Linked DNA regions of Homo sapiens: region 1 is linked to region 2. A link is an interaction called in ENCODE POLR2A ChIA-PET data of the cell type or tissue named here. Cell type or tissue: PC-9. All regions are shown on one strand. Each heading gives the region's core, and the rest is flanking DNA. Links, peaks and the distances in the headings are about the cores only.

The links. ChIA-PET counts read pairs that join two places held together with the same protein. Peaks named below come from ENCODE experiments on the same cell type or tissue, not always from the same donor. Only the 100,000 strongest peaks of a DNase experiment are listed, where the experiment ranks them.
Region 1: POLR2A ChIA-PET joins it to region 2 with 11 read pairs; 2 of 35 experiments call an interaction of 5 or more read pairs at or near these places.

Annotation. Positions count from the first base shown.
Region 1 is chr10:31,860,073-31,875,406 of GRCh38, forward strand. It overlaps ARHGAP12 (Rho GTPase activating protein 12), which reads right to left. Exons shown (of 20, transcript NM_018287.7): 4 at 1,323-1,586. Among named protein-coding and RNA genes, the nearest start is that of ARHGAP12, 61 kb to the right of the region's middle. In PC-9, for the core only: no CTCF peak of the experiment used is centred there; no DNase peak of the experiment used is centred there; H3K27ac peaks cover 2,805 bases.
Region 2 is chr10:30,417,593-30,432,926 of GRCh38, forward strand. No RefSeq gene overlaps it. Among named protein-coding and RNA genes, the nearest start is that of MAP3K8, 8.9 kb to the right of the region's middle. RefSeq lists enhancers at 1,007-1,126, 1,167-1,236, 14,012-14,071, 14,579-15,334. In PC-9, for the core only: no CTCF peak of the experiment used is centred there; DNase peaks (open chromatin) are centred at 5,959 and 6,589; H3K4me3 peaks cover 310 bases; H3K27ac peaks cover 3,281 bases.

The sequences.
Region 1 (15,334 bases), core at 4,162-9,161, 1.4 Mb after region 2:
AATTTTCCTTTCTTGTTATAGTTAAACATGAACAATTTTTCTATTTTTGCTCTCACTTGAACACTAAAAACACAAATTATTACCAAACTAAAGCTATAAATAAACCAACTGAAAAATGGGACAAGAAGGGAGTTATTAACTACAAAAAGCTTTTGGGAGTCTGCTAAATACAAGATGTGTTCCCTGATTTTTCTAGATCCTATCTACCTGAAGTTTGCTTTTATTTGTACGAGCTAGCTGCTTTCTATAACAGCCGGATGTCCTATGCAGGTGGAGGGACTCCAACCTACCAAATGGCAGGATTTCACTCTATTCTACCAATCCTACCAAGTTACTCCTGTACGTTTAAATAATCCCAAGGCCTCTTGCCAGACTACTGAGATAAGTGTTTCTAAAACACAGCTGGCCAATTTACTGCACCATCCTGCAAGAGGTATGGAGGAAGGTGAAACCAGAAGGAGAAAAAGAGTACAGACACTTGTTAGAGAAAATAATGATTTTAAAGTGAATTGTTAGACTTAACAGAATGATTCAATTGTAGCAAAGGAATTATAATTATTTCCCTCATATATAAATAAAACAATGGTCTTGTACCGCTGACTGACAAAGAGAAAAAATGGGAAGTAGTCTGGTAGCCATACTAAGCCAATAGAGAAATATATTATTTCTATTTATTTTGCTGGGTCACATCACATTTCTATTTTTTTCTAAAAAATGTCACTGGACAGCCAGGTGCAGTAGCTCACGCCTGTAATCCTAGCACTTTGGGAGGCTGAGACAGGGGGACTGCTTGAAGTCAGGCGGCAAGACCCCATCTCTACAAATAAAATTTTTAAAAATCAGCCAGTGACATGTGCCTGTAGTCCCAGCTACTAGTGAGGCTAAGGTGGGAGGATCGCTTAAGCCCAAGAGTTTGAGGCTACAGTGAGATATCATTGCACCAGGGCTCTCCAGCCTGGGCAACAGAGCTAGACTCCATCTCTTAAAAAACTGAATTAAATTTAACTTAAAATATCATCGGCTTGTGCAGTAACAACTGAAATAGTATGTTCTAAGACATAAGGGGGTGCACTGGCACTAGACAACTTAAACCCAGTTCTGGAACTAGTACGCACACAGGTTAGCAGCTGTCCATTAGTCAGAGATTAGGAAGTAGCTAGCATTAATATTTTAGTAAAGCTTGGAAAGAATTTTTAATGATCTTAGAGATCACGTGTTTTAACATGCTGACAGTAAGAAACAAAACTATTTACTTCTTTGGTTTCTGAATAATGAAAAGAGAAAATCTGGTAACTTGCAGTTGATTCCTTAATTACTCATACCTCTTGATCCCCTGGATTTTGGAAATCTCCTTTGCTGATGCTTGCATCCCGAGTCCAACGAGGAGGTTTCCAAGTTCTTTCCTGTGTCCCTCTGTTATAGTAATAGCAACGCCCTGAGCTGTCTTTATGAGTTTCCCATTCTCCATTAATCTGAATTGCCGGGCTCCCAGGAAGTGGGGGAAGAGCAGACTGGGATATTTTCAGTTCTTGAAGGTTAGCATAGACAGGAGAATCTGGCCTTCCTTGATTTGGAGGTGTGGTTGCCTGTGAAATAAACATTTTTAAATTTCATGTTTAAACTGGTATAACATTTAAGTCAAAATTAAATGAAACAGGAGATTTATAAACAATACTAACTCATTTTAAAACATATATACAGGTGAATATATTCTGAGGAAATAATAATTTAACAGTTTTAATATTCATAGTTTCATTGAAAAATAAATAAAAGCTTCAAACCAAATCCAAAGTATGCATAATACTTTCCTTTACCTGAAACAGTGTGATGGACAGCCAAGAGCTGTGGGTTCTAATTCAAGATCTGGCACTAACAAGTTGTATGATATTGGGTAACATCACTTTACTTCTTTGAAAGTGAAATTTTTTATCTCAAGAAATGAGGGAATTGGACTAAACCACCAAGGTCTTTTTTGGCTCTCAAATTCTATGATTTTAGGCAATACTTTAAAATATAAAAAGTTTTACATATGAGTAGCACAGCTTTTATTATGAAAATTATCAAAAGAAAGATTTCATATTCTAAGCTCTAACATTAAATCAGGAACATAAGTGAAACATAAAAGAGGAATAATACTTAAGCTAAGAATTTACTACATTCTATTCCTTCTCAGGTATAATTTCTCAGAGGCTATAAACAAATCATTTAATCTCTTCCTAGCTTCCTTATTTGTGAATTTCCTAACAGTAGAAAAGTAAGAATTAGTAGTAACTCTGATTTACATGTTTAATGTTTAGCTACAGCTTTATTTTTTATTTTTAAATATCTCACTAGATGTCAGTCAAGAGCAAGCTACTTCATACCCTTTGTATAAGGGCACTGTAAATTGTATTAGGTTACACAGAACTTCAGTTGCTGAAGAAAAAAAACACACGTCTGAGAACACCTGCTTATGTTATGTATTTGTATTTCTGTATATATTTTCCTTTTACAGCAAGATTTCTTAACCCTAGCACCACTGACATTTTGAGACACAAAGTTATTTGTTGTAAGGGCTATCCTCTGCACTGTGGGATGTTTATCAGCTTCCCTGACCTCTAACCACCAGATGACAGTGGCGCATGCACACACAGACACACACACACACACACACACACACACACACACACACACACACACGCCTCCGACGTGACAACTGAAAAGCCTCCAGACACTGATGAATGTCCCTTGGGGGCAAAACTGGCCCTAGTTGAGGAACCACTGCTTTTCCCTATAAATCCTAGAATTATATTCAGATGTTCAATTACTTCTGAAATGTAACTAGAGTTTCATGAATGCTTTAAAATACTGAATTTGAAAAGAATACTGAATGGAAACACTGAATCAGTTTTATTGAAATTAAAGTGCTTTAACTTCTAAAAATATTTGTCTATAATGTTTGTGAGTTTAAATCACAGAATAAGCTCTGTGAAAACAGTAAAAATAACCCAAACACAAATACATGTTTGTGAAATGGTCACTGTTGGTCTTCTTACACATGGTAGTTATACATGTACTATATTCAATGATGCAAATTCGACTATTTTCCTTAAAACGTTAGCTTCAAATTTATCACTAAACAACATCTTTCTATGAAGAAAATCTATCCATGGAGACAGATATCATTTCTCCTTCAGATTAATTCCATATCCTAGTGAATGTGTTTTCTCTGATGAAAATAAATTCTGTTAATATAAAAATTCTATATGGCAAATCATGTCTCAGAACCTAGAATATCTAGAGAATATTTATTCAACCAATATTAAAGAAGTTCTTACTTTGCTCCTGATATTTGACTAGAACTTGGGGAAATAAAGATGCTAAGAAACAGCCATTTTCTAAATGATGTTTATGAACAAACTCTACTAAATCTTCAAGAAACAATTCCTGTTGTTTAAACAGTTTAAATTTTTAAAGTTTTTCCAGCTAGAAAAACCTGAAGTGGCCTTCAGCACAATCTATAAGGCTAGCATAATTCTGAAACAAGAGCAGAGAAGAATTAAATAAAAGAACACTGTAACATATCTCACTTATAAATATGGAAGAAAATATCCTAAATAAAACATTAGAAATCTAGCACTACATTAAATGAAACAAGCACAGATATTAAGAAAGTCTGTCTTTAGGAAATCTCATATTGTAATTCTTTAGATTCATAGATAAACACGATCATCTCTACAGACACCAAGAAAGCATTTGATAAAATTCAACACAGATTCAGGATATAACTCTTAGCAAGATAGGAACAGGTGACACTTCCTTAATTTGACTTTTAAAAATTATTAGTATTTAAACATCACAATCAACAAGACAGATAAGTTCTTCCATTAAAGTCAAGATTAAAATTGAAGTATATTATGGTCTATAAGGTTAACATAATTTTGAAACAAGAGCAGGGAAGAATTAAATAGAAGAACACTGTAAACATATCTCACTTATAACTAACTGCCAAGTATAATTGCTCTACTCAACACTGTACTGGATTTGTGCTAAGATACAAAAAATGAATTAAACTCATAAAATACGTAAAAGAAAAAAGAAACTGTCATTTGTCATTGAAATAACCAACAGTTAAAAACCCAAATCCACAAAAACTACTAAAAGAGTTTCATGAATTGGCCAGATTTTTGATTATCTAGTCAGTTTCCCATACATAAGCAATGACAAATTAGAAAATATAACAACCAAAAAATCTCATTCATAATAGGAAAAAAACTAACACAAATAAGCCTTAAAAGAAATGTATAAAATCAAGTAAGAATATTTGTAAAACCTTCCTCAGGTACCTAAAATTAAACTTCAATAGATAAACCCTTGTTCCTAAATGGAAAATAAAACCAACTTCATAAACATGCTAATTCTCCAAAAATTAACCTATAGATTCCATAAATACAATGCAATATTTGGCATACAATATTCAGTACACTGCCCAGTACACAGGAGCACTTAATGTAATTTGTTGAATGAATAAACAAACTAATGACAAACACGAACAAAAGTATGCAAACATGTATCTCCTCCAAAAAAGGAAAATTAGGGATTTGGAACCAGTTAGATGTGATAAAGAGAGGAAACTAAGAAAACATCCACGCTTCTAGTTTTGAAAAAATGATGGACAGTTGTGTCCCTTTTTAAGATAGAAACTATTGACAAATGAATTGAGCATCATGTACTCAAGCTAGGTGATTAGGCTACAAATTATGAATTTAAAATCTCCTTGCCTTCCAGAACCTCGTAACATGGTAAAGGAAAGTGAAACATGATAATAATAGACACAATGCTAGAGCTACACATGGGACACTGTGGGAGCAAAAAGGAAGAGACCCGGAAACAAGTGACTAAGCCTTAGAAATAAATAAACAGGAGTTAGCCCGGTAAAAGTTGGGGAAACAGCAGGGAGGAAGAACAAAAGCTAGGAAAAACAGCATGGTACTTTCAGGGAATGATGCTGACATACTGAGTATGTAAAAGGAGCAGCAAGTGAAAGGCCTAAGGAAAAGCAAGTAACAGCACAGAGAGTTTGAAGGTCATGTTGCAAAGCAAACATCCAGAAGCATTTAGGAAACTACTGAAGATTAAGCCAGGAAGTGCATTCTGATTTAAATTTTTAAAATATTACAGATTTTAGAGAGACGCAACTAGGAGGTTGGTACAGTAGTACAGACAGAAGATGAAGAGAGCTGCAATAGGACAAGACAGTAGGAATGCAGAAGCAGGGACAGATTCAAGAAACAATCAGAAGGTTAAATTAACATACAGGTTGTATGTTTGCTTATGTGAAGTACAGTTTGTTTTACCGTGTGTGTAGTTTTACTACAGTTAATGTCAAGATGAAGAAAAGAATGGAAAGAGAAGGGCAAACAGGAGTTACATTTAGATTGCATTAGGTTGATAAGTCTTTTCAAAACCCAAGTGGAAATGGTAATAGATTGTTGGTTATATAAATTGGGAACTCAGTTCCCAATTTACAAAAATCAGGGCTGGCCAGGCGCGGCGACTCACGCCTGTAATCCCAGCACTTTGGGAGGCTGAAGCCGGTGGATCACGAGGTCAGGAAATCGAGATCATCCTGGCTAACATGCCGAAACCCCATCTCTACTAAAAATACAAAAAAAAATTAGCCCGGCGTGGTGGCGGGCGCCTGTAGTCCCAGCTACTCGGGAGGCTGAGGCAGGAGAATGGCGTGAACCCAGGAGGCAGAGCTTGCAGTGAGCCAAGACCGCGACGCTGCACTCCAGCCTGGGCGACTGAGCAAGACTCCGTCTCAAAAAAAAAAAAAAATCAGGGCTAAAAATATAGAAGTCATTAATATACACGTGGGGTCAATAACATATGAAAGCATACAGAGTAAGTGCAAGATGAAATGAGAACCCTGGAAAATACTAAGCTGTTGCTTTATGAATTAAAATGAGAACATAAGTTTAAAGTCAGCATATGATCTTGCATAGTGATTTCTATTGTTAGCATAATAATTATTATTGCAATTAACATAACTAAAGAACCAGACTAAGTGATGGAGGCAGAAAGGAAAGTTAGAAGTAGAAGGTCTACCAGGAAAGAATAGCATTTGAAAGTCAAGAAGGAAAATTTCAAAAGAAGGGAAACTAGACAGTATCAAATTCAAAGACTTCAATACAGGGACTCTGAAAGAATCACTCAATTCAGCAATTAAGAAGTTTTTAAAGACTTCAGCTACCAGCCATGAGGATCTGAAACTACTTTCCTGCCATAAACTAGAAAAGCGAGTAAAATACAGAAAACAAGTATTGTGAGGCATTGTACAACAATCAGCTGCAGACTGTAATCTTTGAGAGAAACAAACAAGGTGAATCCTACCACTCCCAAGCTTTGTGCCGGAAGTGGTTTGCAGGAATCAGCCCAGCAAGGGGAAATCCAGAGTCTAGCAATCTCGGTGAGTGAACAGGACAAACACTGGGAATAATACAAGAAATGGAAATAATTATAAACACCATACAATGAGAAGAGAAAAAGTTGAAGGAAATGCTCCCTTTTTTTTTTGGTCTCAAGAGTTTCGCTCTTGTTGCCCAGGCTGGAGTGTAATGGCACAATCTCGGATCACCACAACCTCTGCCTCCCTGTTTCAAGCGATTCTCCTGCCTCAGCCTCCTGAGTAGCTGGGATTATAGGCGTGAGCCACCATGCCCGGCTAATTTTATATTTTTTTAGTAGAGACAGGATTTCTCCATGTTGGGTCAGGCTGGTCTCAAACTCCTGACCTCAGGTGATCCACCCGCCTCGGCCTCCCAAAATGCTGGGATTAACAGGCGTGAGCCACCGTGCCCAGTCCCTAATTTTTAAAAATCAGGGAATCTAAAGTTGGATGGCATTCTTCAAAACCGATAAACCAAGAAACAGGTGGAATTATGTTTGAAATCTAGAGACTTAACAGTAATTCTAAGTAGAAGCACAGATAATTAGGTTTATTGACAATGAAAGGTAAAAAGTTAGTTTCTAGTAGAAATAAGAACCTTGTTTTCTTTTTTTTGTTTTTTTTTTTTTTGAGACGGAGTCTTGCCCTGTCACCCAGGTTGGAGTGCAATGGTGTGATTTCAGCTCACTGCAGCCTCCACCTCCTGAAGAACCTTGTTTTCTTAATGAATTAGTTCCATACTTAAAATCAGCTTAAATCCTCAATTTTCAAAGTGTATGAGAAAAGAATAGACGAGGACTCCGTATTTGTGAAATACTCTGATCTCTGGCAAAAAGAAAGTGCACATGTTTATTATTGCCTAAACCACTGAAAAATTCAAGGGAATTAACACTGATTGATTACCAACAATTTTCCTCAAGCTTGAAAATATAGGTTCTTGGCATAAAAAATACTTAGCATAAAATACCAAACTAATTTTTACATATGCACAAAATATATATTTAATTACAACAAGGGATGGTTAAGTAATAATGCACTGTCTTTTCTAGCGAACCAAAAATATGTTTTTTTAACAAATACACTCAATGCTGGTGAAGGTGGGATGTAACAACTCTAGTTTACTGCTGGTAACTTTAATCAGCAGAACCTTTTTGGAAAAGTTTGGCAGTATGTTTCAAGAGTTTTAAAAAAATATTTTTAGACCCTTGAACAAACGGAAGAAAATTCCTAAAGACACAAAAATCCCTAACAAAGATGTTCATTCCAGTGTTATTTATAAGAAATAAATCAGAAACAACCTAAACATTTAACAACAGAAAAATGGTTAAGCAAATCATGACTCAACAGATGAGGCAATACTAATACTAGCAGTGAAAATGCTATGAATGATTTCTGATTTAAAAAAAAAAAAATCTGGCCAGGCACAGTGGCTTACACCTGTAATCCCAGCACTTTAGTAGGAGGCCGAGGGCAGATCATCTGAGGTCAGGAGTTCAAGACCAGCCTGGCCAACATGGCGAAACCCCATCTCTACTAAAAATACAAAAATTAGCTGGGCGTGGTGGTGCACACGTAATCCCAGCTACTTGGGAGGCTGAGACAGGAGAATCACTTGAACCCTGGGGGCGGAGGATGCAATAAGCCAAGATGGCGCCAGTGCACTCCAGCCTGGGTGACAGAGCAAGACTCCATCTAAAAAAAAAAAATCTGCATGATCTGCCATCAGCAGGTCCAGGAAAAAAAAAAGTATAAGGGCAACTAAGAAAAGCAGAAAATAAAACAATACAATGAAATTCCAATTAAATTTTAAAGCATAAAGAAAAACTAAAACATTATCAGTTTTCTCTGGATATTAGTATTATATATGTTTTTTTCTATGTGATTTCCCAATTTTATTATAATGAGAATGATCACCTTTAGAGTTTGAGGGGACAAGGATGTGGGGCAGGATAGGCCCTTGTCTAGTCCACCAGACTTACAAAAGTGACAATAGTATTGACCCTATAGAAACTAGTGTTTTTTCACAGGAAGTCAATGGGTCATCAGAATCATCTGAGGTTGCTTATTAAAATTCTTGGGCCACATTCCAGAGTTACTGGGGGTGGCAAGTGGTGATAGTGGCTGGGGGTTAGTCAAGAATTTATATTTTAGGGCCAGGTGTGGTGACTTACACCTCTAATCCCAGCACCTTGGGAGGTTGAGGCGGGAAGATCACTTGAGCCCAGTAGTTCAAGACCAGCCTGGGCAACACCGAGACCCTGTCTCTATAAAAAATAATTAGCCAGGCAGGGTGGCACATGCCTGTGGTCCCTGCTACTTGGAAGGCTGAGGTGAGAGGATGACTTGAGCCCAGGAGGTCAAGGCTGCAGTGAGCCACTGCACTCTAGCCTGGGTTTCAGAGTAAGACCCTGTCTCAATAAATACATATTTTTAAGTACTCTATGTGATATTTATGTTCATTATTATTCAAAAGTCAGTGTACCTGAGTGCGCTTAGGGCAAACTAGCCTCTTCAGCCCAATACATTTGTATTACAAAAACATAAATACTGAAAGACAATTCTTAAGTCCATACCACCATTTGCTGTTACTCTGCAGATAAATCAGAGTTAAAATGAATAAGCAGTAAGATATAAGTACTTCCAATATATGAGTCAAATAAAAATCAGCTTTCTAACATTTATAAGAACCTTGTTCATGAATTGTCACCAACAAAAACAAATGGAATTTTCATACTTTAAAAAAAATAAAACAGGCCAGGCACCGTGGCTCATGCCTGTAATGCCAACACTTCAGGAAGCTGAAGCAGGAGGATCACCTGAGGTCAGAAATTCAAGAGTAGCCTGGCCAACATGCTGAAACCCTGTCTCCACTAAAAATGCAAATATTAGCCAGGTGTGGTGGTGGGCGCCTGTAATCCCAGTTACTTGGGAGGCTGAGGCAGGAGAATTGCGTGAACCTGGGAGGTGGAGGTTGCAGTGAGCCAAGACTACACCACTGCACTCCAGCCTGGGTAACAGAGCGAGACTCTGTCTCAAAAACAAACAAACAAACAAACAACAAAACACCACCCCCTCCCCCCTAAAAAAAACAAAGTTAATTTTATGGGTTATATCTGTCATTAATTAACAATTGAATTGGGACCAGTACCTCTGCACATGACCTAATTTCATATTTAAAAAAGACTTGGCCTGTTCTACTTTATCTATAGATAGACTAAAATAATCCTCCCATTATCCACTGAAAAGAAAAATTGGGGAACCATATATATAAGAAGGTAACTTTAAACTTAGATTCCTTCTGCATCGTTACTTTTTTTAATACCAAAAAATACTGAGATTTGTCCTCTTTTTACTTTTGACATTAGTTCAGAATTGCTTCTATAATAAACTTCTGAGAATGGCAGAATCCATACTAAGGAGCTACACCTCTTGCTTCTTAATCAGCACATGCTACTTAGTATTAATACCTGGGTATCTACCTTACTAAAAGTACAGAATTATATTTATATTGCTGAATAGTATAAATCCCTACAGCCTATAATCATACCTTTGATTTAGACTTATGGAAAAAAACATTTACCACAAATGTTTGGTAGCCTGACAGTATCAGGCTCTAAAGCTGAACTTATTTTTTTAAATCCTATTTTAAATCATATACAGAAAAAGACATTTATGTATTTTTGTAATTTAGCTGCTTAAACAAAGTCTCCTTTACCATAATTTCTGTCTTTTTTTTTTTTTTTTGAGATGGAATCTCGCTCTCATTGCCCAGGCTGGAGTGCAATGGTGCCATCTCAGCTCACTGCAACCTCCGCCTCCTGCGTTCAAGCAAATTCTCCTGCCTCAGCCTCCTGAGTAGCTGGGATTACAGGCATGCGCCACCCCACCCAGCTAATTTTGTATTTTTAGTAGAGACTGGGTTTCTCCATGTTGGCCAGGCTGGTCTCGAGCTCCCAACCTCAGATGATCCACCCGCCTCAGCCTCCCAAAGTGCTGGGATTCCAGGCTGAGCCACCGGACCCAGCCATAATTTTTATATAATAATAAATTGTGTAGTTATATAAATTATAACATTGGGCCAGTTAACAGAGTACAAAAAGCAAAAATTTGTCAATGGGACAATGCTCAGCTAAAACAGGACTAAAACTGGTTTTAGTTCACAAACGAATTTTGTTTAGTTTCACAACTAAAAATTACATGATCAATATTACCTGAAAAATATAACTTCCTAAAAGAAAGTCATTTAAAGCCAAATTTTAGGGGGAAAAACATATACCACCCTTTGTTTAACAATTTTGAAAACAAAAACTTACAAATTCTAATGTTCCTGTCTAAAGCGTGACTGCATTGAGATTTCAAGCTCTATAGAGTACACTGATATTTTCATGGTTTACTTACTTAACTAACATTTAAGTACTAATTATGAGCTAGGCAGTAGATGAAAATAGGACAGTCCCTGTCCTTGAGGAGCCAATAGCCTAGGAAAGAGGACAAAACTACTCTAATGACACAGCTAACTGCTGCAGAGAGAAGTGTACAGGATGCTCTAGAAGCACAGAAAAACTCAGCACTAAACAGGGATAGGAGGTGAGACACAGCATGCAGAAAAAGTTTCACAACAGATGTTTAACATGATCTTTAAAGGAAAATAGGCGCAAGTCAAGAGAGTAGTGAAGGGCACTTCAAGCACAAGCAACACTTTATTGTTCTTCGGATATAACACACAAATAAGGAAAACAACCTTTGAATAAGGAAACACTACTGATAACTAAGTGAATTCGTTATCATGGTATCTTTAATAGACATCAGTTTTCATGGTAAACACATAATTTGCCTTACTGATTTTTTTTCAGGTGATTTTCTAGTTATTGAAACTCAGAGGTGCTCTATTACTACAGGGTTGGTTACCTTACCTTGTATTCATATGCTAAGACTTAGCTGTCACCTTACGGCTTGCTTCTGTCCTCCCCCTCTCCTTTTATCACCTTGGCCAACAGCCTGAACAGTCTCTTCACCCTGTCACAGATCTGTCACCATTTCTCCCGCCTCCCCTGACAAAGACAATAATAAAGCAGGTACCAGGTAGAAAAGCTGTAATGTCTGACAAATGCTTGTTTCTAAAAAGCCATACACAAACATACTGATGAAGTCATCTCTCTGCTACTAACCCTCAATAACAGCTGCAAGCAGATTATTGCAGCAATCGTGCCATGCTATAAACTACAACCACTGGTAAAGACTATCTATCTGTATCTAGACGGTTGACAGAGAAGAGGTGACAGACACCACAGTGAAAAGGAATGAAGGAACTAATAGGAACCAGCACATAGAGAGTCATGGGAGTGCACAATTAGGAAGTTTATTACAGGCAAAAGATTTGCCAAAAAGGGAACAAATGACAAATTTCCCCTTCAAGATAGAGCCCACATCTCTCCAGTCTCCTTTTCTTTCATGCCCTCACGCTCATCCTTTCCTCAGCCTTACTTCTCTACAGCTCATCATAGTACTTACGACACTAAACTCTAATCCCAGATTTACTTGTCTGCCTTTCCTTCTAGAACTTCATTCTCTTTAAGGCAGAAACATTTGTCTTGTTTGTCTCTTCATCTTCAGAGCCTAGTATAGCACTTGCACAAATTGGCACTCAATAAGTTCCTGAGTGAAAATTATTTTTATATAACTAAATAATCTATCATGAAATCCACACACTAACTCCCTACTTCTGTTTTTATAGTCTCCTGGGAAATCGATTACCTAAACTCTATTGCTTCAATAAAACCAAAATCTCTCCCTCAAACACCCTCCTCTCCCCGAGCTACCGACATGTATTCTGAAAGACCTACCAGCATGGATATTCCACATATACCTCAAACTCACTACATCCTCTGCCTCAACCTTCTTCCATAACATACTACCCTATAGGAGTCACTAATTCAAATAATACTATCATAAACTCCTCAAGCAGCTATCTCTCAAAGTCATCTGTATCTCCTCTCTTTACCCCAACAAAGTACTACTAATTCTCTATCCTAATATATCTTGAATTTCTTCCTCTCTTATCCCAAGATAAACTGCCTTAGTCCATCTTTTGCTGAATAACTAAAATCACCCATGGGGTCTACTGCCCCCATTTCTTTGCCTCATCCAGTTGATCCTCCATGATACCACTAGTTTCTCTAAAAGCACATATCTGATATCGTTACTCATCTGCTTAAAAACATCAATGAAAATTTCATTAACTATAAGATAACTCCAAGGACCTTGAAAGAGAACTGTGGCTCTTAAGTACTCCAGTCCCAATCTTTTCTGCCTCATTTATTACCATTCTCCCTATATTATTTGTTCCAAAATTCCCATACTACTCATAATTCTATTATTAATGCATACCATTTTCCTCCCAGACCTTCAAATCTTTACTTTATCCTTCTGAGATAACCCGTTCCCAATCACCAAACCACACTCAAAACCATAAAGAACTGATTCAAACTCTTTGAAATGTTCCCCTGTTCCCCAAAGGCAGAATTCATGGGCTTCCTGTGCATCTAGAGCATCAGTATCTAACAGAAATATAACATGAGCCAGGTATGTAATTTTTTCTACTAGCTACATTAAAAGGGTTATAAAAAGAGAGATAAAATGAATTACAATAATATATTTAACACAATGTATCCAAAATATTATCACACCACCATATAATCAGCACGCAAATTACTGAGATAGTTTATATTTTTGGACTATCTTCAAAATCCAGTGTGTATTTTACAGTACATCTCAATTCAGGTCCTAAATTTTCATCAGAAATACTTTATCTATATTTCGATTTCTTAAAATGTACAGTTGAAAAAGTAGATTTATATATCCAAATTATTCCAAACATTCTCCAAAGTTTCCCAATAAATGAATCCAGCATCAGTTTTCATATTTAACTTATAATAAATAATTAAAATTAAAACTTGAGTTATTCAGTCTCACTAGCCACATTCAAGTGCTCAATAACCACCCATGGCCAGTGGCTACTATCGGCCGGCACCAATCTGCAGCATTAATTTGTCATTTTTCTGTCTCTCCCACTAAGTTGTAAGCCCCTTAGGAGTTAAGAACATGACCATGTCTTATCATTACACATTCTCAAAGTCTAGAAACAAATGAATAAACCAAAGACCCCTTTCTCAAGCCCTAACACAGACTCTGATGATTCTCCTGTTCTCAGTAACTGCTTTCCCAATCCATAGAATATTTCAAGAAATAGAAAGCTAAATGTGATAGCTGCTAGAAACTTATTGATGAAACCTCATTATTAATTTGTGTTAAAAGTATTCATCCAGATATGTTTGTCCTTGTTGGTCAGTAAAGCAAAGAAAATTCAATGGGACATTATGCTGAGATAGTAAGACTTAGTTACTATTTTATGCTGATAAGGCAACATGCGATGACCTGGTACACTGCCATTATTATAAATCTCCCTCCCTGGGGACTTGAATGGTAACTCTATCATCAGCATTCAGAGAATGACTAAAGAATACTCTGTCACTGAAATTTCTAGAGATTAAAAAGTTAATGGTACAACTGCAAATGAAAAAACTATCTGTGATCACTTGTTGAAAGCATACATTACATGAATAAATCTAAACTTAGAAGGTGAGGCTTCTGGTGGCAGCAAAACAAAGTATGAATTTCAAAAAGATAAAAAATTGATCCATAGTTTTAAGATATACATTTAAATGCCCAACATACCATCTTTTCTGTCTCTCATCTTCTGATAACTGAATATTCTTTTTTTGTTTAATTTCAGAAGACAAAAAATTTTGAAAAACACTACCTAAGGAAAAGGTAGTGGAAAAGGTTGTGTTCACTTCAAATGAACACAACTACATAAATGGGTTTCTAACTTACTATCTGTACCAATTCATTAACAAGTATGCATGAGAAAGTCATAGCACAGCTACTTGGGTAATCTATTTTATTAAGTCCAAACTGAGTGTGTAATTACAAGTTTTAAAGCATTATTTCCTTAAAGCTGTCTTGAAAACAGAAAGAAAATTAAAAGTAGATGATTTTCCATCACTTTAATGGTCATTTTATACCAAGGCAAGAAATACCTAAGCCCTGAATTTGTTAAACAAGAGATATTTAAAATAGGTAGTTAGACACACATAATGGACTCTATAAGTAGAAAAAAAATACATTCAGTCCAGGTGCAGTGGCTCATGCCTGTAATCCTAGCACTTTGGGCGGCCGAGGCGTGCGGATCACCTGAGGTCAAAAGTTCGAGACCAGCCTGGCCAACATGGTGAACCCTCATCTCTACTAAAAATACAGAAATTAGCCAGGCGTGGTGGCCAGCACCTGTAATCTCAGCTACTCGGGAGGCTGAGGCAAGAGAATCTCTTGAACCCGGGAGGCAGAGGTTGCAGTGAGCCAAGATGGCGCCACAGCACTCCAGACTGGGTGACAACGCAAGACTCTGTCTCAAAAAAAAAAAAAAAAAAAAAAAAAAAAATTTTCACACACATACTCATGTATCTGCCAGAAAACTTACAGAAGACCATATGTAAGTTTCTGTCACTTATTTCTGAGTCATGGAATTACTGCTGGGTTTGTTTGTCTGCTTATCTGTACTTTCTAATTTATTCTAGAAGGAGTTCATCTATTTTTGAAATGAGATTAAAAAGAAAAAAATGCTTACGGGAGAAAAAGGGCCATTAATTTTAAAGTCATGTAACAATTCTGGAATGATCTTTAAGAAATTCTCTAGCTAAGCTCTAGAAGCACAGAACACTTATGATACCCATGGAGGTCAATACTCAAAACTTAAAGTTTACCCAGAAAAAGTAGAGTAGGTAAGGAGGAAGGGTTCATTCAAGATCACAGATATTTTGGGTTCAGTCTAAGCAGAAATGAAGT
Region 2 (15,334 bases), core at 3,959-8,958:
TGACTCCACTCCTGGGGATAGAACCCATGTTTTCTTCCTGGGTCAAGCCACTTCTCGTTGGTCTATGGCAATCCAGCTGGGTTAGGAAAAGAAAAGCCCGCCTGGGCAGCCACATAGCTAAAGGCTCAGGACATTAAACACTAGGCTTGCTCTTCTTTGTCCCAGTGTATTAAAAAACAAACACTCCATGTAGTTCCCTGAGACACAAAAACAGGCCTTTAAACTGACCTTTCTAAAGAAACTGTTAGCTGGGCATGGTGGCTCACACCTGTAATCCCAGCACTTTGGGAGGCCGAGGCAGGCAGATCACTAGAGGTCAGAAGTCCAAGACAAACTTGTCCAACATGGTGAAACCCCATCTCTACTAAAAGAAAAAAAATTAGTGGGGCATGGTGGCAGGCGCTTGTAATCCCAGCTACTCAGGAGGCTGAGGTAGGAGAATCGCTTGAATCCAGGAGGTGCAGGTTGCAGTGAGCCAAGATCACGCCACTGCACTCTAACCTGGGTGACAGAGCTAAACTCTGTCTCAAAAATAAAAAAGAAAGAAGGAAGGAAGGGAGGGAGGGAGGGAAAGAAAGAGGGAAGAAAGAGAAAGGAAGGAAGGAAAAAAGGAAGGAAAGAAAGAAAGAAAGAAGGAAAGAAAGAAAGAGAAAGAAAGAAAGAAAGAAAGAAAGAAAGAAAGAAAGAAAGAAAGAAAGAAAGAAAGAAAGAAAGAAAGAGAGAAAGTAAAAAAGAAAGAAAGAAACTGTTGCCAGGGGAGGTGACTCAGGCCTGTAATCCCGGCACTTTGGGAGGCCAAGGTGGGCAGATCACCTGAGGTCAGCAGTTTGAAATCAGCCTGACCAAAATGGTGAAACCCCGTCTCTACTAAAAGTACAAGAATTAGCCAGGCTGTGGTGGCGCACACTGTAATTCCAGCGACTCAGGAGGCTGAGGCGGGAGAATCGCTTGAACCCTGGAGGTGGAGGTTGCAGTGACCCGGGATTGTGCCACTATACTCCAGCCTGGATGACAGAGGGAGACCCTGTCTCAAAAGAAAAGAAAAGAAAGAAAAAAAGAACCTGTTAAGATCTCCTAAAGCCTCTGCAAACTATGTCAAACATTCAATAGTTCCTTAGTTGGGTATTTTCTTAAAATTTTCCTGTTTCTTATCAATGTTAGATATTTTTCCAAGAACTCAAGGGAGATTTGCAGTGGGATAATCCAGTTCACATGGTAAAAATGAAACCACTACCACATAGCTTGTGATGCAATAAAGTAAGTGAAATAAAAGAGGCACAAAAGGAAACCGGAAGTTTCCATATCTTAAAAAGAAAAGCCACAGTGATAAGGCTTCAACCTGCTGAGTCGGTTACCCAGGTTTCTCCAGGCACTGGAGAAACCTCCATGCGGGGTTTCTGTTACTAACAGAGCCCTATTGAGTTGAAAGAAAAACCCATCCACCACCAAGCGCTACTCTATTTCTCTGGCATCAAGAAGGTTAACTTTTTTCACTCTATTTATGCCTTTTTTTTTTTCCTATAATCAAGGAAAGTAAAGCTCAAAGGGATTAAATAGCTTTTCTAAATCAACAGCTAGTATCAGGCCAAAAAAGAAAAAAATTGGCATCTGGATGTTATATAACACTAAAGCCCATATTTTTTTCTTTTACCTCAGACTTTCCACCAGGGACTAAAACAGGTTCAAATACTGTGTAATTGATTGTATTTGATTATGGTGTATTTATGGGGACTATGTAAAGCAACATTTCTTTATAATATTATTTTCTTTTCTTTTTTTTTTTGAGACCGAGTCTTGCTCTGTTGCCCAGGCTAGAATGCAGTGGCAAGATCTGTCCATATCAATTAATAACAAAATTGAAACACGGACTTAAGTGACAAATGTTTATTCATCCACAGTGACTTTTGACTTATACCAGGCTGCTATAATCTAGAACATTATGTTTATGTGAGCGTCACAGTCTCAGAAATATTCTCCCTGACCTAAGTAAGTTCTAGTCCCAAAGTATCTCTCCCCATCCCATTCACTTCCTTCACCTTGTTCATTTCCTCTTGAAACGTGTCATAAATTGTGCACTTATGTGTATTTATTTATTTGTTCAGTGTCTCTCTCTCCCTGACAAAACTCTAGACTCCATGAAGGCCATTGAGTTTTGTGCACTGCTGCTCCCCAGCACCTAAAACTGTGACTGGCATATACTACACACTCAAATATTTGTTGCATGAACGGATAAAGGAGCAGAATTGTCTTTTAAACGATATAGTGGTTATTCTTTTCTTCTCACTTGCAAAGCTGATTTTAGAAGCAGGTGCCAGAGATAAAGGTTACAAAATCTTAATATCTGTGCTTTACAAAATCAGAACGATGTTCACTAAAATGTTGACAGCAATTATTGTTGATCTGAGTGTTGGGATTGGTGGGTAAATTTCATTATCCCTATTTTCTAGCAAGTCTTTAGTAAACAGGAATTGTTTTGAAATCAGATTTAAGCTTTTAAAAAGTATAAACTCTTGGTATGCTCTCTAATTTGCTGTTCTTCTGAGAGCAGTTAGAGCTATAATCTGTGCATCAGGATGGGGAGCATCTGAAGTTTCCCCAAATGTAACTAACTAGAGCCAAGAAGGTACATCTCAATATTCCAGTATCTCCTTCTGCCAGGAGGTCTCTGCACCCAGACTATGCTCTGTGAATCTTGGATCTGAGGGATAAAACTGGGGGACCCAACTGGGCAGCAGTTGACTTAGCTAGAACCACTCATGGTGGTGGGTTTCAGGCAAACAAGGATGTGGGAGGCAACTTGGTGTCAACTGAGGGCTGCATGCATAAGTGAGGGGGACTGGCCAGTGGCTTCATGGTTGACAGCAGCCCATGAGTAATGTGGGCTGTACCTCCAATACCTATAGCAATCCCTGGGGCCCACTGATGTGCGTAAGTGTCTCTTGAATGAGTGGGTGACTTAGCACCTGCGAAGTCCAAGAATATAGTAACCTAATGGCTATATAATTTTGAAGGCAATATATTTGAGTTAGAATTTTGGCCATGTGTATTATCTGAGTGATCTTGGACAAGTTACTAATCTCCAAATTTCAGATCCCTCAAATACAAAACAAGCCTTGTAACAGCAACTTTCAGGGTCACTGCATCAGGGATATTAACTGAGTAAATGAAAGTATGTTTTTCAAAAACATTTTAGTACAGTATAAATACATGCAATACATGATTTCACTTTTCTCCTATGGTTAGAGCTGTAGGTTAAGAGGTTTTGATATTATGAAAAGTAAAATGAAAACAAGATAGCTTTTCTTTTTTCCATTATATAATAAAGAAACCAAAGCTCTACGAGTTTAAGTGACTTGCCCAAGGTCACATGGACAGAAAATGGGGAAGCAGAGATTTGAATTTAAAAAGTGTTCTTTTCACTTGGTTAGTATTTCCAAGGAACAGTCCCTTCTTGCTTTCTGAAGTTCAGATTTCAGGGGCCCAAGCCTACCTCTACTGAATGAGAATTTCCTAGGTGATACTTATAAGGCAAATGAGAATCACTGGTCCTAAAACCAAGCCATCATCAGCATGGAGTTAAGATTCTGAGTGAATGTGCCCCCCTGTGACAGGCTGGCCATGCCCATAAGGGACTATCCTAAGGCGACAGCCTGCCCCTCAAGACAGGTGACGGATAATCTCCTCTTCCCTCGATTATGTTGTTGGAATAAGGATGGAGCTACAGTAACAACTAATGAATTGAGGCCACAGTCACCATTTATTGCCTGTGATTTTGCTACACAGATAGAAGTAAGATAGGCAGATATGCTATTAAACATTAGAAAAGGGCCAGGGGGCTGGGCACGGTGGTTCACGCCTGTAATCCCAGCACTTCTGGAGGCCAAGGCGGATGGATCACCTGAGGTCAGGAATTGGAGACCAGCCTGGCCAACATGGTGAAACTCCATCTCTACTAAAAATACAAAAATTAACCGGGCATGGTGGCTCATGCCTGTAATCCCAACACTTTGGGAGGCCAAGGTGGGTGGATCATGAGGTCAGGAGTTTGAGACCAGCCTGGCCAACATGGTGAAACCTCATCTCTACTAAAACAAAAAATACAAAAATTAGTCGGGCATGGCGGCGGGTGTCTGTAATCCCAGCTACTTGGGAGGCTGAGGCAGGAGAACTGCTTGAACCCAGGAGGCGGAGGTTGCAGTGAGCCGAGATCGTGCCACTGTACTCCAGCCTGGGTGATAGAGCAAGACTCCGTCTCAAAAAAATAAATAAATAAAAAATAAAAATAAATAAATAAATATACAAAAATTAGCTGGATGTGGTGGCAGACACCTGTAATCCCAGCTACTTGGGAGGCTAAGGCAGGAGAATTGCTTGAACCCAGAAGGCAGAGGTTGCCGTGAACCGAGATCGAACTTTTTTTTTCTGTCTCAAAAAAAGGGCCACACTTTGGGAGGCAGGAGGATCGCTTGAGGCCAGGAGTTTGAGACAAGACTGGGCAATGGAGTGAGATCCTCTTCTCTAAAAAAACTGTAAAAAAAAAAAAAATAGCGGGGCATGGTGGTACGTGCCAGTAGTCCTAGCTGCTTGGGAGGCTGAAGACAGTGGATTGCTTAAGCCCAGCAGTTTCAGGCTGCAGTGAGCTATGATCACCACAGCACTCCAGTCTGGGTGACAGAGTGAGGCCTCGTCTCAAATAAATAAATAAATATTAGAAAACATAAAGTAGGTCAAAAGTACCAGAAAATACAAACTCTGCCCATTGGCAGTGGTGTGCTAGTAAATACTTAAGAATCAGCTTTCTGAAAGCCCTGCCCTGATGTGTAGTATTTGCTGATTTCTGTGATGTAAATTCTCCCACCACGACGTATTTCAAGTTACCAATGCGAGGCCACAGAATGCAATGTTGGAAAGAGAAGTACATCATTATGCAGTGTTTCCACCACACAGATATGACAGACCTAACTAACCTGGAGAGCCTCGAGAAGGGACAAATGTAACACGATTATCAGGAAGTGGTGAGTTTTTTGTATTTATTATCTTTGCCTTTAATATATACTTTACTTTTTTGGAATTTTTAAATTTTATTTTATTTATTGCTGAGACAGGTTCTCACTGTGTTGCCCACGCTGGAGTGCAGTGGTGAGATCTCAGCTTACTGCAACCTCTGCCTTCTGGGCTCAAGCAATCCTCTTACCTTAGCCTTCCAAGTAGCTGGGACCATAGGCATGAGCCACCATGCCTGGCTAATTTTTGTATTTTTTGTAAAGATGGGTTTTCACCATGTTGCCCAGGCTGGTCTCAAACTCCTGAGCTCAAGTGATCCACCCACCTTGGCCTCCCAAAGTGCACCCAGCCAGGAATTTTATTTTTAATAACGGCTATGTTTAACAACTCATTCTCACAGTTCCCTGAAAAGTTTAATGCTGGCTCTGGTTAAGGCCTTAACAAGGGATTGCAACAGGCCACTGCCTTTAGGAGTCTCTGGGCAGGGAACTGTTGTTGTAGGGAAAGTGTTGGCCTGGAAGACTGGGATTTGTGCTAGATCTGGCTGGGCAGATGGGAAAGATGCCTCCCTCTCCCTCAAACATTCTCGGGAACACCGTAGAAACAGGCCTGAAGCCCCAGCAATACCTCCTCCCACCTCCTATTGTCCCATCCAGAACTTCCTCAGCATCTCTGGATGAGAGGAGGCAGCACGTCTCTTTGTGTTCCTGCAAACCTGGAGAAATTAAGGCAGGACTACTTTAAGGGTGAGCAAAACTAGTGTCCTATTTCGAAGGTGTCCTGAGCTCAGCCCTCCCTCACATCCCTACTCCCAGGAAATAGCTGAAATTCCTTGACAGCCCCTCCCCTGAGTTAGAGATCAAAGATTAAAACATTAGACCTGCAAACTGCCTGAAACTCATTCACGTCTTCAGCCCGCATAGGAAAGAAGCTGGTCTGGGAGAGCAGGCTGAGGCATTTCACAACCGGCGCATGGCAACCCTGTTTTCCTCCAATGGGCACCAACAAACACCAGCTGCACACAGAGTTGCCTTTGCTGCAGGAGGCAGAGTCACTGCCTGTAGATGCAGGAAGTTGTTTATTTGAGTTTAGAGTCAGCCAGACATGGATTAGAATCGGGTTTCCCTGGACACTTAACCTCTTTAAACTCATGTAAATCCCACGCGTAAATGGAGAGAATAGGACCCACCTCAGGACTGTCGTGACAGTCAAAGGAGATAATCCATCTACAAGGCTTAGCAGAGTCCCTGGAACACAGTGTGTGCTCAAAATGCAGTTGTTATTAATGGTTTTCAAAAAATTTTTATCTATTTATTTATTTTTTAGGTGGAGTCTTGTTCTTGTTGCCCAGGCTGAAGTGCATTGATGCAATCTCAGCTCACTATAACCTCTGCCTCCTGGGTTCAAGCCATTCTCTTGCCTCAGCCTCTTGAGTAGCTGGGATTACAGGCCCCTGCCACCACACCCGGCTAATTTTTGTGTTTTTAGTAGAGACAGGGTTTCACCATGTTAGCCAGGCTGGTCTCAAACTCCTGACCTCAAGGGATCAGCCCACCTGGGCCTCCCAAAGTGCTGGGATTACAGGCATGAGTCACCACGTCCAGACTAAATATTATTTCTAATACAGTCAGAGTGTATGATGATGCTTCATTATTACAAAATTGATCAATCAAAGCATCTAAGTATTAAGGAAAAAATCCTTCTGGGCTGAGTGCGGGTGGCTCATGCCTGAAATCTCAGCATTTTGGGAGGCCAAGCAGGAGGATTGCCAGAGGCTGGGAGTTCCAGACCAGCCTAGCCAATATAATGAGACCCCTGTCTTTAAAAAAATAATAAAAATTTAAAATATTGTTTTAAAAAGGAAAAAAGTTCTGATGGGCATTACTCCATAGATTTAATTTAAAAAGGCAAGCAATCTCCCCTCACCACACTAAAGAAACTTAATTTGCTGGCAATTGCTTTTAGTACTGCAGCATAACTGCTATGGTTTGGATATGTCCCCTCCAAGATTCAGGTGTTGCCAATGTGATAGTGTTGCTGGAAAGAGGTCCCAGTCCAGACCCCAAAAGAGGGTTGTTGGATCTCATGCAAGAAAGAATTTGGGACAAGTTCATAGAGTAAAGTGAAAGCAAGTTTATTAAGAAAGTAAAGGGGCCGGCCATGGTGGCTCACGTCTGTAATCCCAGCACTTTGGGAGGTCGAGGTGGACGGATCACCTGAGGTCAGGAGTTCAAGACCAGCCTGGCCAACATGGTGAAACCTGTCTCCACTAAAAATACAAAAATTAGCCTGGCATGGTGATGCATGCCTGTAATCCCAGCTACTCTGGAGGCTGAGGCATGAGAATCGCTTGAACCTGGGAGGCAGAGGTTGCAGTGAATTGAGATCACGTCACTGCACCCCAGCCTGGAGGATGAGACTCTGTCTCAAAAAAAAAAAAAAAAAGTAAAGGAATAAAGAATGGCTACTCCATAGGCAGGGCAGGGGCTCAACGAAGGATACCTATAGTTATTTCTTGATTATATGGTAAACAAGGGGTGGATTATTCATGAGTTTTCGGGGAAAGGGGTGGGCAATTCCATAACTGAGGGTTTCTCCGCTTTTTAGACCATATAGGATAACTTCCTGCCATTGCCATGGCATCTGTAAACTGTCACGGTGCTGGTCACATGGTGCTCTTAACATGTGAATGCATTGTAATTTGCATATAATGAGCAGTGAGGACGACTAGAGGTCACTTTTGTCACCATCTTGGTTTTGGTGGATTTTGGTCAGCTTCATTATTGCAACCTATTTTATCAGCAAGGTCTTGTGCCGACCTCCTATCTCATCCTGGAACTTAGAATGCCTAACCTGTGAATGCAGCCCAGTAGGTCTCAGCCTTATTTTACCCAGCTGTATTCAAGATGGAGTCGCTCTTGTTCAAAAGCTTCTGACAACAGGATTAAGAGGTGGGACCTTTAGGAGGTGATCAAGCCATGAGGGCTCTTCCTTTGGGAATAGGATTAAAGCCCTTATAAAAGAGGCTTCAGGGAGCAGTGGCTCCATAGCCCTTTGACAATCCATCATGCAACAAGGCATCATCGTGGAAGGGGAGAGCAGCCCTCACCAGACAACCAAATATGCCCAACCTGCCAGTGCCCTGATCTTGTACTTCCCTGCCTCTAGACCTGTTCTTTATACATTCTCCTCTTTATAAATTACCTAGGCTCAGGTATTTTGTTATAGCAGCACAAAAAGGGACTAAGAAAGGAAAAGTCAAGGAACAAAATGTGTTTAGCTCAGCTTAAAACAAAGTCTCACATGAAGATAAGCACACCACATCCTTTTAAATCCGTTTCCCAAACCATTGCATGGGGAAAACACCATTTCAAAAAGACTAATAAATTATTTTTGAAGGGTATAATATTCTAGTTTTATTTTGTTCATTTTTTTTTATTTGATAGAGTCTTATTCTGTTGCCCAGACTGAAATGCAGTGGTGTAATCTTGGCTCACTGCAACCTCTGCCTCCCAGGTTCAAGCAATTCTCCTGCCTCAGCCTCCCAAGCAGCTGGGATTACAGGTGCACGCCCCCACACCCGGCTAATTTTTATATTTTCAGTAAAGACAGGGTTTCCATGTTGGCCAGGCTGGTCTCAAACTCCTGACCTCAAGTGATCTGCCCGCCCCGGTCTCCCAACGTGCTGGGATTACAGGTATGAGCCACTGCACCTGGTCACGCATGTTCTTTTTTTTTTTTTAAAGACAGAGTCCTGCTCTGTCACCCAAGCTGGAGTGCAGTGGCCTGATCACAGCTCACTGCAGTCTCGACCTCCTCAGCTCAGTCGATCCTCTCACCTCAACCTCTTGATTAGATGGGAGTACAGGTACCCCCACCACATAGGCTAATTAAAAAACGAATTTTTTTTAGAGATGGAGTCTCACTATATCGCCCAGGCTGGTCTCCTGGGCTCAGGTGATTCTCCCAGCTCAGCCTCCCAAACTGTGGGATTACAGGGTGAGCCACCATGCCCAGCCCTTTTTTCTGTTTTTATGCATTTACACTTGCATGTACAGGATGGGGATCAGATTATATATATATATATTTAACCAATTCCTCCCCCTGCCCAAACAATATGTTGACAGCAGTTCCCTCCCTTCACAGGCAGAGCCTTCACTGTGCAGTATTTTCAGGCCCTGCATTGTACTGAGGGGAGACAGGACTGTGAGGTTAATATGTAAAGGAGTGAGAGGAGGCACTTAAGGTTGCATATGGGAAATCTCCACCAACTCAATTGGGGCTACACCATAGCATTTAGCCCTAGGCAGTTTAAGGAGATAGGGAGTTGGAGAGAGCATGATTGCTGAGCCTTTCTCCCCCTTTAAAAGTTTAGCAAGTGAGGCCGGGTGTTGTGGCTCATGCCTGTAATCCTAACACTTTGGGAGGCCGAGGCAGGTGGATCATTTGAGGTCAGGAGTTCGAGACCAACCTGGCCAACTTGGTGAAACCCTGTCTCTACTAAAAATACAAAAAATTAGCCAGGCGTGGTGGCACAGGCCTGTAATCTCAGCTACTCGGGAGGCTGAGGCAGGATAATCGCTTGAACCTTGCAGGGGCAGAGGTTGCAGTGAGCTGAGATCACACCACTGCACTCCAGCCTGAATGACAGAGCAAGGCTCCATCTCAAAAAAAAAAAAAAAAAAAGTGTGGCAAGTGAAAGCTACTGCATGCGCATGAGGACACAGTCTTGCACAGTTCTGGGTGCTAGCAGTCCTATGCCATGTGGTCATTTCGGAAGGCCATGATCAAGAAACCCTGCACAAGGAGTTTCCATTTGGGAGGTGGAACACAGGAGCACAGACCAATAGTTCTGTTTTTAAAGTGCAGTTCGAGAACCTCAAATTTGGGGAAGCCACAACACTAAGTAAGTAATAAAATTCTTAACATTTAGCATACAGAATAATGCTATTTAGGCCCTTTGAGAGACCTACATTTTAGTTTTCTGCACATGAGAACAGATGGTCTTGGTTCATATACAGGCCCAATTTACACCCAGCCTTCAAGATAAACAACAGCCACAGCTGAGTGAATTTAGGAACTCCCCTTCCCTTCCCAGGGTTACCGGGGACTTCTCTCCCCTTCCCCCACGGGAGGACCTCATCTCTGCCTGGGGCCCCATTTCCCTTGCTCAGTTGCTATTTTCACTTTACACAGGAAAGGCAAAAGCTGGTGAGCTACCTCCCAAAGGGGAGGAGAAGGAAAACGGAAGGAGGAGGATGGAGAAGACTGTCCCTTTCAACCTTGTCTGCATTCCTCCCCCATAGTCCTAAGGTGGATGGGAAGGGAAGAGGGTTGTAAGAGCTGAGGGCATAGTCTTGCCTATTGCTGTACCATGAATGCATTATAGATACTCATCTCTATTGCTTAAGGCAGGCAGGTGGGCCTGTGGCTCTAGGGCCTGGTGTCTTTCCAATCTCACCTGGGTTGTCTTAGAGGGCTGCTGGGGGACAGCAGAATCTAATGAAGCACCCTGTGGTCCCCACAGGTCTGATGGATGGCTCTGCTCCACCTCAAGATGCTAAGTGAGGCTGAACAGGTTCTCATGACTGCATGGTCATGAATAGAGGGCCTAGCCTGTGTTAGAGGAAGGAGTTTATGTTTTAGGTATTGGAGCAGATGGCCATAGTCCAAGGAGCAGTCAGTGGCAGAGGTGGGGCATGGGGTGGAGCTGTTCGTTCCCACAGTGGAAAAGGCAACCCTAAATGTCTACCTCCGTTGGATACTTCATTCTTTGGGCCGATGTGCCTTTTCAGTGGTATCCAAGGTAACTGCTCTAAGGATGCATGCATTTTCTGCATGTTACTTTGTCATTTTGAAAATCCCGCCCCTCTTTTTTTTTTTTTTTTTGAGACAGAGTCTCACTCTGTCACTTAGGCTGCAGCACAGTGACATGATCATAGCTCACTGCAGCCTCAACATCCTGGGCTCAAGAAACTGAGGACCAGAGAGACTGATATGGAGAACAGGAGGATTGTTTATTTTAGGTATGCACCAGCTCAGTGGATTCGCATCCAAAAAGCTGAGCATTGAACAAAGACTGAGTGGGGTTTTTATAAGCAAACCTACAAAAGCCAAACAAAAGCAATTAATCATACAGTAACAGGTCACATAATCTATAGCATAACTGTTGACTTAGCATAACTTGTGGCCTTGCCTAGCTAGTGACCTTATAGCTGCGTCAAAAGAAAAATAAGAACTGGCTAAATACAGAGATTTGTAAAACATAATCATGCTTAAGAAACCAGGGAAAGGAGTAACAGTAAAAGAATTTGTCTTTTTCTTCTTTTTTTTTTTTTCCTTCAACCTTTCTCTGGAGGGGGGTGTTGTCTGGAGCCCATTCCTTTGTCCTTGGCTTTCTGGACAGCATTATCTTATAACTCTTCTTGAAGTGAGCTTGCTAGGCAGAGGAAAACTTGAAACTTGTTCTTTTCTTTTTAACCTTTGCCGTGCCTGTTACTTTTCTTACAGTGAATGAATGCATATTTATTTTTAAATTTCTGCCTCATCTCAGCCTTCCGAGTAGCTTGGACTACAGGTGCGTGCCACCATGGCCAGTTAATGTTTTAAATTTTTTTTTTTTTTTTTTTGTAGAGAGAGGATTTTGCCATGTTGCCCAACCTGGTCTTGAACTCCTGGGCTCAAGAAATCCTCCCCTGGCCTCCAAAAGTGCTGGGATTACAGGTGTGAGCCACCATGTCCTGCTTGAAACTCTTAATATAAAAAAAATTGCCAGATGTGGTGGCTCACACCTGTAATCTCAGCACTTTGGGAGGCTGACGTGGGTGGATCACATGAGGTCAGGAGTTTGAGACCAGCCTGGCCAACACGGCAAAACCCCATCTCTACTAAAAATACAAAAATTAGCCTGGCATGGTGGCATGCACCCGTAATCTCAGCTCCTCCGGAGGCTGAGGCAGGAGAATCGCTTGAACCCGGGAGGCAGATCTTGCAGTGAGCTGAGATCGTGCCGCTGCACTCCAGCCTGGGCGACAGAGTGAGACTGTGTCTGGAAAAAAAAAAAAAGAAAGAAAGAAAAGGGAAAAAAAACCAGAAAAACTTTAATTATTTTTATTTTATTTTTTATTTTTGAAATGGAGTTTCACTCTTGTCGCCCAGGCTGAAGTACAATGACACGATCTCAGCTCACTGCAACCTCTGTCTCCCAGGTTCAAGTGAGTCTCCTGCCTCAGCCTCCCAAGTAGCTGGGAGTACAGGCATGAGGCACCACACCCGGCTAATTTTTGTATTTTTAGTAGTGATGGGGTTTCACCATGTTGGTCAGGCTGGTCTCAAGCTCCCGACCTCAGGTGTTCCCACCTGCCTCGCCTCCCAAAGTGTTGGGATTACAGGCATGAGCCACCACACCCGGCCAGAAAAACTTCAATTATATCTGAAATCCACTCACATTATCATAAGAAACTTACACATATCAATGAAAAAAAAAAGAGATACTGAATTTTTAGAATCCAATTTCAAATTGTTCACAATTTAAGACAATAATAATAGTTGTAAATGTATTACCTACGTGTCTGTACAGCTTCTCACCTGAAAGTTATTATCAAAAGTATAAAGAAGTTGTTGTTGAAACTCTTAATCTGTATAGCTGTTTCAACATGAAACCATAAAGAAAAAGTTATGATCATGAAATCAGGCTCAAGTTCCTCTTAACTTTAAAAATATCTCATTTAAAGCTTTATTCAAATTATCTACTTTCAATACTTTGTATTTTATTGTTTTTTTTTAACAAAAAACAACATATTTTCGCCAAGTGACCTATAGCTATGCTCCCAATTTATTGCAGTTATTTTATTCACAAAATTCCATATTTTATGAATATAAAAAACTGAGAAACAATGCCCCATATCATATTAATTAGTCTAGAGCACAATTGTGGTTACATCGGTTAATGGGCCAACAGGGTTACCTACCCATTGTTAATAATTTTCTTTCTGTGAGTAAAATAATTTGGATTTCCAAACTACAAATTACAAACCCATTAATGTCCCAACCTATGAGATGGAGCAAGCTTCTTCAGGTAAACTGCAATCGGTTACAGCCTTATTTGCAAATGCATTTTGCTTGCTTCAAACAGCTTCTAGAGAGCTGTTTCGTAATGTGCTTTAGGATCACTTCCAGAATAACCCCCTATGGTTGTGTGCACTGTGGCTCAAGGGACTTCTCATTGGTAGGTTTAAAACTCACTTAGCTCGCCCCTAGAAGAGCAGGATTGTTTTTGTAAGCCTGCATAAAAAACAAAAAGCCAGACCAGAAAAATGCAAGGAGTCTAGGCAAGGTGGCTCACGCCTGTAATCCCAGTACTTTGGGAGGCTGAGGCGGGCAGATCGCTTGAGCTCAGAAATTTGAGACCAGCCTGGGCAACATGGCAAAACCCCGTCTCTAACGCTACCCAAAATACAAAAATTAGCCGGGTGTGGTGGCATGCGCCTGTAGTTCCAGCTATCTGGGAGGCTGAGGTGGGAGGATCACTTGAGCCAGGGAGGTGGAGGTTGCAGTGAGCTGAGATCGCCCCACTGCAGTCCAGCCAGGGCGACAGATCCAGAACCTGTCTCAAATACATCATACATACATACATACATACATACATACATACATACATACATACAGGGAGTCCACAGACTTTTTCTTTCTTTTCAGTTGCTCTCTCCCTTTTGGCCTCCTTGTTAAAAACTCTACATACGTTTTCAAGTAAAACCTTCTAATTTACCCCAACAGATGAACCTGCTCTGGATTAAGCCAGAAGCAAGAGAGAACCCTGCTAGACCAGCCATTTCACCAGCTCCCTAAAATGCAGCTATATTTGGGAGACTTCTGTGTAGGAAGTAAGGCTAATAATGCAGTTCCCAGAAGATTAGGTGTGGTTTTAATGAGCTCACACAAGGCGGGTGGGGAGGGGAGTGGTTCCATGGTTCTATTTTTAAAACTCGTGTAAAGATCATCCTTTGTTGTCTAAACACGGCAGTAGAGAAAGAGACGTCTCTGTTTCTCACGTTACAATCAGAGGTAACAACCTGTGCTAACCTGGTTTCCAGCGAAAAGGCCAAAAGTGTACTGATAACTTCGGCTTCAGCTGAGACTGGGATAACCCGCTTGAGCCAGTGCCAAATTCCACCCATCCGGCGCGCAAGCGAGCGGGGCTTCTCCTCCCCAACCCCGGCCCAGGCTGCTTCTGCCGGGTCAGTGCTGCCGGGTTGGTGGAAGCTGCCTTCCCTCCCTCCAAGATCAGAAAGGCGGAGGGTTCAGGAAGGGGTTCTCCTCTAGGTGCAAGGGACTGCCTGGATATTTGGAGGGAATGGCAAAGCCCTGCTTCATGAGGTGAATGAATATAAATTAAATCGCTCTCGTATTTAAAATAACTTGACGGATGACAGTGCCCATTCAGTCAATCGGCCCTCGACGTTGGATTTGCTACCTGGGCTTGTTGTCTGCGAGTTAAGGTCCTGCAAAAAGCCCCTGGCTTGTCACCTCAACTAACCTATCTCCTCCAGCAATTCTCTCAATACATCCTCGGGTTGTATTGTAATTCATTTTCCATAGCAGAAATGTGGAGGGCTCTAGAGAAGGTACAAGGCAAATTTTTTTTTTAAATTTTATTTTTGGTTGGCCGCGGTGGCTCACGCCTGTAATCCCAGCCCTTTGGGAGGCTGAGGCGGACGAATCACCTGATATCGGGAGTTTGAGACCAGCCTGACCAACATGGAGAAACCCCATCTCTACTAAAAATACAAAATTAGCCGGGCGTGGTGGCGCATGCCTGTAATCCCAGCTACTCGGGAGGCTGAGGCAGGAGAATCGCTTGAACCAGGGAGGCGGAGGTTGTGGTGAGCCCAGATCGCTCCATTGCACCCCAGCCTGGGCAACAAGAACGAAACTCAGTCTCAAAAATTTTTTTGTTTTATTTTATTTTTTAAATTTGAGACAAGGCCTCGCTCTGTCGCCCAGGCTGGAGTGCCATGGCGCAATCATAGCTCACGGCAGACTCGAACTGCTGGGCTCAAGGGATCCCCCTACCTCAGCTTCCGAGGAGCTAGGATGACACGCGTGAGCCACCATGCCTGGCTAATTTTTAGATTTTTTGTAGAGACGGGGTAGCTATGTTGCCCAGGCTGGTCTCCAACTCCTGACCTCAAGTGATCCTCCCGCCTCGGCCTCCAAAGCGCTGGGATTACAGGCGTGCGCAACCGCGCGGAGGCAATCTAGAAACTGCAGAGGGAGCACGGACCTGGGCACTGGGAAGAATAGGGCGTGGACTTGGAGTGTGACCGCGTTT